Regions from separate parts of the Homo sapiens genome. Here region 2 is linked to region 1. A link is a contact called in ENCODE Hi-C data. All regions are on one chromosome and are shown on one strand. The core of a region is the stretch at or near the end of the contact, and the rest is flanking DNA. Distances in the headings are between cores, read along the strand shown. Region 1 overlaps PDE4B (phosphodiesterase 4B). Region 2 holds the start of DEPDC1 (DEP domain containing 1).

The links. Hi-C counts contacts between places; a loop is a spot of excess contacts on that map. Pooled maps may share reads with other maps.
Region 2: a loop to region 1 is called in a map with no recorded cell type, with 4 times the contacts of the local background. The contact joins the promoter of DEPDC1 here to the enhancer-like site in region 1. A Hi-C loop is called at or near these places in 2 of 37 single-sample maps with no recorded cell type and 2 of 50 pooled maps.

Annotation. Positions count from the first base shown.
Region 1 is chr1:65,810,392-65,814,273 of GRCh38, reverse strand. All of the region lies in intron 1 of PDE4B (phosphodiesterase 4B), which reads right to left. Among named protein-coding and RNA genes, the nearest start is that of PDE4B, 19 kb to the right of the region's middle. RefSeq lists an enhancer at 1,873-2,102. Within about 2 kb of position 2,115, at least 2 of the 41 ENCODE cell types and tissues checked have a DNase peak (open chromatin) inside an H3K27ac peak, as active enhancers do.
Region 2 is chr1:68,495,472-68,499,353 of GRCh38, reverse strand. DEPDC1 (DEP domain containing 1) reads left to right here and starts at 2,272. Exons shown (of 12, transcript NM_001114120.3): 1 at 2,272-2,402. The coding sequence starts at 2,355. DEPDC1-AS1 (DEPDC1 antisense RNA 1) reads right to left here and starts at 2,678. Exons shown (of 3, transcript NR_110671.1): 1 at 2,583-2,678. RefSeq lists enhancers at 2,372-2,431, 2,542-2,591.

The DNA.
Region 1 (3,882 bases), core at 866-3,365:
TTATAAGGATGAGGGAGCAAAAGGATTTGAAGACTACCAGTCCAGCCAGCTAGAGGAAGAGTGCTGACACACACCCTGAGCTGTTTCCATCAACCAGCAGCTGCCTCGGGCAAGGCTTTGGCAAGCAATGTGCTGTAGTCAATTCACGACTGAATTTTCTGTCAAGTGCCCAGAGTGCCCCAGCCCTTCTGTTCACCTGGCTCTCGACTCTGGGTAATACCCAAAGCTCAAAACTTGGACTTCTTCACTGTTCTCTTTTTAGTCTAATAATTGGCTTAAAGCTCACATACACTCAGGGCTTCTATTATCAGCATAACACTGAAGACAAACAAATCTATATTCCAGATCTCTCAACTGTTGTTTTTTTTTTTTTTTTTTTTGCCGCAGTGCCTACTGCCTATTGGACACATTATTTTTCAAAGCTACATTCTAATTCAAATTCAGTATTTCTAACCCCATAGCTTCACAAACCAATTTCTTCTCCTACTCTTGCACTGCTGCCAAAGAAAAAAATACCCTGAAGTTATCCTTGATTCATTTTCCTCTTTTACTTTAAAAATCATAATTTCTACCCATTTGCCATTAAGGTCTTAATTTACCTATCTCATCTATCTGTAGCAGTGATTCTTTGAAACTATAGAGGACCCCCTCCTCAGAAAAACTACACTGGCACACATTTTTCATACTATTTTGAATATGATTTCCAGGGCCCACAATGAAAATGTATAGATCTCTATATTGTTCACTTCTAAAATCTGTTTACTCTGATCTGGCTTTTTCCTGAGAGTTCCAGACCACCTTCCAAATACTTTTCAGATAGGTATTATTTTATATGGCAAAAATATCTCAAACTTGCACGTTCAAAACTCAACATGCCATTTCCCCCAGCAAAACTGTATCTTTTTCTTAGTCTTTCTTTAGTGAATGGCAATTCAATTCCCCCAATTAATTAAAATAGTAACTTGCATATTACTGTTGACTTCTTTCTCCCTCCGTATACCTCTCACATCTAAATGGTAATTATAGTGACCTCCCACGATTAGTTAAGTGGCATGCATTTGACAAAGTATTAACAACCAACCCACCATATATGCTTACATATTTTCTGTATGAATTTAAATAAGTGACTCACTCCTCTACAGGTGAGCAGCTAATAAACCAAACCCTCAATACCTCATTCCTGAACTCCCTCGGTAGCCTCCTAACTCTCTGCCTGTTCCCAATCTCGTTCCAGTTTTAGTATCTCCCAACATGTCTTAGAATAGATTTAGGTATTCCCTCTCCAGCCCCTACAGAAACTTTAGTGTCCTTATCTTCATTCTTAAGGTTTTGTATTCCTGGGGCAACTTTTCCAGGGCTGTCTAGGACCCTTAGAAAGCAGTTGACAGGCAAATAGAAATAAAGAAGCTAGAGAATAATTGTTTAAGGTGTTATACTCTCTCCCAACCCCTGCCCAGTGCTATCTATTTGTGTTTTCATGGAGACTTTAGAATAGAGCTTCTCAACCAGTGCATTTCTATACATAATATCATATAGGAGGCTGAGACAGTCGTCCCCTCAGTCCCTAGGATAGGCATGTAATTCCTAGAACCACAAACAGCATTATCTATGTAGTTCAGTATTTACTACAAATATTAACATTCCAAAGTGTGCCAATGGATGAAAAAAATAATTGAGAGGCATTTAAAACACAGAAAGTCCCTCCAGTATCTAAAAACAATGAATTTCCACCCTGACATTTTACTGTCTTGGAAATTTAATGCCACCAACCTATAGTTAAAACCTACATGATTATGGCCAATTACATTTGGAAGGGATTTGTCCAAGTTGGCCCTGGATCAGGGAGAGCAGCAGCAGGTGAGAAATGCTGCCTTTGAGCAGCTGATGCAACCCAGGTGTGGCAGAGCATGGAGGGCCATACCCTAAGAAGGAGACCAGCAGAGAAACTGAAACAAGTGAGTAACTAACCTACAAGAGGACCCAGAAATTTAGAAAAGGAACTCTCAGAGCAGAAACTGAAAGCCAAGAACAGAACCCAAAATTGAGTCAGAGGAAATGAGGCAAAAGGTCAGACCTCGGGGAAGGAAGCTAGAGATGCCAAATCAGCAGAAGGCTGAGGGCTGAGGTCAGGGATGAGTCAATTCATCTGCTCTCAAAGCCAAAAGAAGCCCTAGCCCTTGAGCCACCACAAGGGTTAAAACTTCTTTAGTGAAATGAAAGGAACTAAGCTTAATTCCTCACTGAAACCTCAGTACTACAATATGTTAATTTTGTCTTTTAATGGTCCTGGGGTTTTTTTTGGTTTGTTTGTTTGGCTTTACTTTTTCCCCCTAATTTCCTCATTTACCTTCTGTATATTTTATATTTCATGTAATTTTTATTTAACGTTAATGAAACAGCAGCTTTCAAGTTGTCTTAGGCAGACAAGAAATTTTTTTCTAAATTTATTGAAATAAAAGTATATGTAAATTATGTCATAATATAAAGAGAAAATCCAAGCCACCTTACTATCATTAATATTAATATTATTTGTATTACTAGTAGCTATCATGTACTTAACTTTGTAACCTTGTGTCTTGTACTATGCTAGATGACTTTATATGTTAACTCACTCCTCACATTATCCACAGGAGGGATTATTAGTCACAAACAAATGAGGAAATCAAATAGGTCAAAAATTTTTCCATGATCCTATAACTAATAAATGGCAGGAATGAGATGTAAACCTGTGATGTGTCTGATTCTTAATTACTGCACTCAGCTCTATTTTATTTAAAATATGCTTATTTAAATATGACCCACATAAAATGGGTCATTTGCTTAATGAACATCTGTCAAAGCACAGCTGGGTATTAAGTACTTTTCTAGGTGCCCTTGGGGCAAAAGAAAAAGGAGAATCTGACATAGCCAAGCCTTGAGGATGCTCAAGTTAAGTTTGAAGACAAGACGTAGTCCATGAAATACAACAAAAATTAGTCCAAAGTCATAGGTAAGCCTTCAATTTGAGCCCTGAAGATACTATTTCTCAGCATATGACCCTGAGCAAGTTATTCTTATTGTGTAAAGCTGAGATCATAATGATATGAGCCTCATGGGGTGTTCTAAGGATAAGATGAGATAATGTAGACCATTAGTTTTCAACTTCAGGTGATTTCCTCTCTGACAAAAGATATTTGATAATGTCTGAAGCATTTTTGGTTGTCACAACTGGGTAGGGGGAAAAGAGAGTGTTGTTTGCATCTAGTTGGTAGAGGCCAGGGATGCTGTTAAACACCCTGCAATGCACGAGACAGGCTGTCTCCCAAACAGGGAATCATCTGGCCCAAAGTATCAATTGCACTGGGGTTGAGAAACCCTAACGTATTCGAAGCGTTTAGCAGAATCCTAAAGGCATTTAGTAGTAGATCCTCCACATTAACTCACTATATTTGCATGAAAAGGGGGTAGCACTTATGGCATTTATGTACTTAAGAAAAGAATTAAATAGAAAATAATTGTAAATATTAATAATAATTTTAAAATATAACCCTTTAAGAAAAAGTCTTACAAGTCAATGTGGTAGGTAAGAGCATAGGCTTTGGAGTCAGATAGACCTAAGTTTGAATCCTGGCTCTGTGTAATGCTGAAAAAAGTATTAATCTGAACCTCTCCATTTCTTCATCTTTAAAATGAAAATAAATATATCTAAGTTATATACCTGGAACATACTGAAACTCTCAATAAATATTTTTAAAGTTTTAACATACTGAGTCTTAAGCAGGCACTAGAAAAAGTATAGACTTTGGGTTGGTGAAAGAAAAAAAACAAGTCAGCCCTCGCTATATAAACTTAAGCAAATTACTTGGCTGAGGCTTAATGTTTTCATCCTCAAAATTAGTATAA
Region 2 (3,882 bases), core at 1,023-3,522, 2.7 Mb before region 1:
ACAGTATTTGGGGTGTCTTCCGGGTCCTGCAGGAGCAATCCACTTCCTTCAGATGGTCTATCAATTCTCTCAGCTTTCCTGATTTATTCCTGCAGTCATTCTGGAGCAAAAGTTCACAGTGCAAGCCTCCACATTCTGCTCTTTCCATCCAAGTGGGAGCTGCAATCTAGTCCTGCCTCCCATCCACCATTATCTCTCCAGCTACCTGAATTAAGTTCTGTGTGGCTTGGGACGCCTCACGATCATGGCAGAAGGTGAAAGGCACATCTCACATGGTGGCAGACAAAAGAAGAGAGCTCATTTTCTTTTGTGATACTCATTGTATCACAATGAGTAGATTAGGTTAGGTTCAGCTAGAAGAGTAAATTAACAGAGGCTCATATTTCTTTCATATATAAGTCCACAGCTAGGCAGTTCATGGGCATTACAGCATCTCAGCTGCACAGTCTTCAGAGATACAGCCTCCTCCAACCCTACACATTTACCCTGTACTCTCCCTCCCATGACAAACACACACACACACACATACATACACATATATACATACACCCCAATCAGGATTTGGGGAATCCCAGGAATCAGCATTTTAACAGGTATTGCAGGAAATTCTAAAACATGTAGTTTTTAACCCACTCTGAGAAATTCTAATGTAGGAGAATTAGGAAAAGGATGATAAAGTGACTCTCGCAGAATTGGTAATGAGAGGAAATAAAATGACTTCCAAGATTTAAACTATGCAATCAATGAATAATTGTTAAGAGCAAAGGTATGTAAAGTTACCTTAAAGAAACTCAGACCACTCACATTTAACAAAAACCTAACTTTTAAATATTTTATCATCTAAAGACACTATAAATGTGAAAGTGGATGGTGCAGAGTGAATCCACAGCCACAGTGGATTATTAAGGTACTATTAAGCTGTGGCTACCTATATCAAAGGCTGTATGTGAGATGATTTTCAACTTGGGGAGCTGGGCAAAAATAAATTTTGGCTTCCACAGTCTCATCTCCATTTCCTTCTGAAAGGAAAAAGAAAAGAAAAACGAAAATCCTGGGACAATGTATCATAAAGCCAGGTAAGAAACAGTTAACATTATTTTGTAACATCAATCATTTTACTTTTCCTTAACATAAGTGGAAAATTGAGTAGATTGTTCCTGTTTACCAAGTATGTTTTTGAAAATTCCTACCCACTGGTCCTGGTAGAAAATAGATGTGCTTCTGCCCAAATTAAGGAAAACTCCACAGACCTACACTACCACTCCCTGAACATTTTTCTTTATCTCTTCTTTTTACTGCATCCTATCCTCTTAAACTGCTATTTAATTTCCAAGTGAATTCTTCCACAGCTTCAAATCACTCAAGCAATCTCCCACTTTACTAAGGGATTCTTAGCATCAGATAGTTTCAGACTGGTGACAGGGTATTTATTAAAAGCATGAAGTCTGTGCTTTGCCAAGGAGACCTAAGACTGAGTAAGTCTCTTCAACTCTCGGAATGTAGTTTTTGTCATTTGAAAATTGACTTCTGTTGAAGATTTATTTTCTAAGATCCTAGTGAAATTTTAAGTGTATAATCACGATCCAAACATAACCAACATTCTTATACAGTGGTAGAGTTTAAGGGAAGCAATTTGACAAGTTGTACACAACCTTTCCCAAGCCCCACATTGTATGTACTTAAGAAAGACTACCTATAATCCATTTTATTACCCAACTGGGGGGTTCTGAATGATCCATTTTACTGCACAATTAGGGGGTTCTGAACCTAGATTTTAGCACTTCAGAGAATCATGGCACCTGCTGAGAGAGAGGATAGGCAGCAGAGAGAGAAACTGCGACACATATCCATCAGGTTGCTTTGCCTTCTAAGCTAACTGCTGAAGATCCTGTAGGGCCAGGCAGAAAAACCGTATTTTCTTGTCTTTTCAAATTTCAAATTCCCTTAAACCAAAGGCTGGACTCCAAATAATTTCGTTTGGAACTAAAGAGCTCATCCCCTCTGAGCACGAAAACAGGACTCTGTGACTCCGCCTCGCCGTAGACCGCAGGAGGGAGAAACAGCGCCAGGGAAACCCGAGCCTGTCCCATCGAGGCGGTCCCAGGCCAGCCCAGCCCACCCCAGCCCGCGCCAGCTACTGGAGCCCCAGGACGCAGCCGAGCGGCCCTCGCCGACTCCTTCCCGAGCCTGGCTGTGGCGTCACGTGACCCGCGGCGCGGCCAATCCGCGCAGCCCTCTATGCTATTCAAATCGGCGGCGGGGCCAACGGTTGTGCCGAGACTCGCCACTGCCGCGGCCGCTGGGCCTGAGTGTCGCCTTCGCCGCCATGGACGCCACCGGGCGCTGACAGACCTATGGAGAGTCAGGGTGTGCCTCCCGGGCCTTATCGGGCCACCAAGCTGGTAAGACAGCTCGGATAGACGGGACCGGTCAGCGGGCTGACGGCAGTCACCACTGTTCGCAGTTTTACCTCGACCGTTCGCAGTTTTACCTCGGTCGGAGGGATGAGTCCCAGGATCCCTAGGTTCAGTGAAAAGGCTGGCGAGGAGAAGTAGCGGGTATGCAACCCTTGCCAGACTCACCGCTCCCTCTATTTTGAGGGTCTGGGCCTCAGGTCCGAAAGGAAGCGCCGCGCGTAGGCCGCACCAGACTCGCTATGAGGAGCGACTCCTGTGCCTGGTGTGGCCGGCGTCCCGTGGGGGCGTCTTAGAATATTCCGATTTGGCCGCTCACCTCGCCTGATTTTCTACCCGCCTCAGAATTAGGGAACAATTGGGAATGAGGTCCAAAGCTTTGTAGGGTTAGGTGGGGGGCAAGCCCGAATGTGGCAATTTTGTTTATTGAACCCATAGAATTTAACGCAGGATGTATCGGCCGAATAGCACTAGGATAACAGCTGCCTGTTTCAAAACGGTATTTCTGAGTACCCATCAGTAACCACTGCTGGTGGTCCCTGAATTGCACGTACAGCACTCCTAACGCGTTTTGTGCAGTTGGGTCTTCGGTTCTATAGGATACTGTGGTGCTGGTTATGTGACGTTAGGTGAGTCCCCTACCTTCTGTGAGCCTGTTTCCACATTGGTAAAGGTTACTAATACATGCTTGCCTTAAGGGGTTTCCCAGGAGGATGCTGTTTTTTAAAGTGTGTTGTGATCTGCAGAATAACAAGCATTTTCCTCTTAGGAATGCCCTTCAGACGAGCATGTATTATTAGCCCTACTTTATCAGGTGCACACTGAGGCTCACAGACGTTAAATGCCCTCTAGAGTCACATCAACAGCAAGTGGCAGAGCTAGAATTCAGATCTTCCTGGTATGGCGATCTTACATGGATTCTGCTACTTAGTAAGTTATTGGCTATATTTACCAATATGAAGGATAGAATTTAGGACAGGAAGGAACCTCAATCAGTAGTCCTGCCACATTATTTAAAACCCATTAGATGAAAGTAGTATAAGCACGCTGAAAAAGAAAACATGCACTGAATGCTTACTAGTACTTCACATATATTACATCATTTTATCATTCCAATAAGCCCATTCGTTAGGTCCTTTTGTCCCTGTTTTGTGGTTAAGGAGATTGAGGCATAGAGATTGAAGATAGGCCCAAAAAGTCATAAACAATAGTGGCAGAGCTAGAGCTGGGAAACCAGCCCTACTAGTCTAACTCCAGAGCCTGTTCTTAAAGCCACTACCCTGTACTGCATCTCAGGAAAGCCGTTCTGTAATCTCCCTTAGTACAGAGTCCCTTTCTGTCATTTTTATTACTGTGTCCTCAGGCCAGTACAGAGTGAGCAGCTCAATATCAGTTTCTAGAGTCAATCACACCTGGGTTTGAATGCCTAGGTTCATCACTTAGCTGTGTGACCTTGGTCATTTTATTA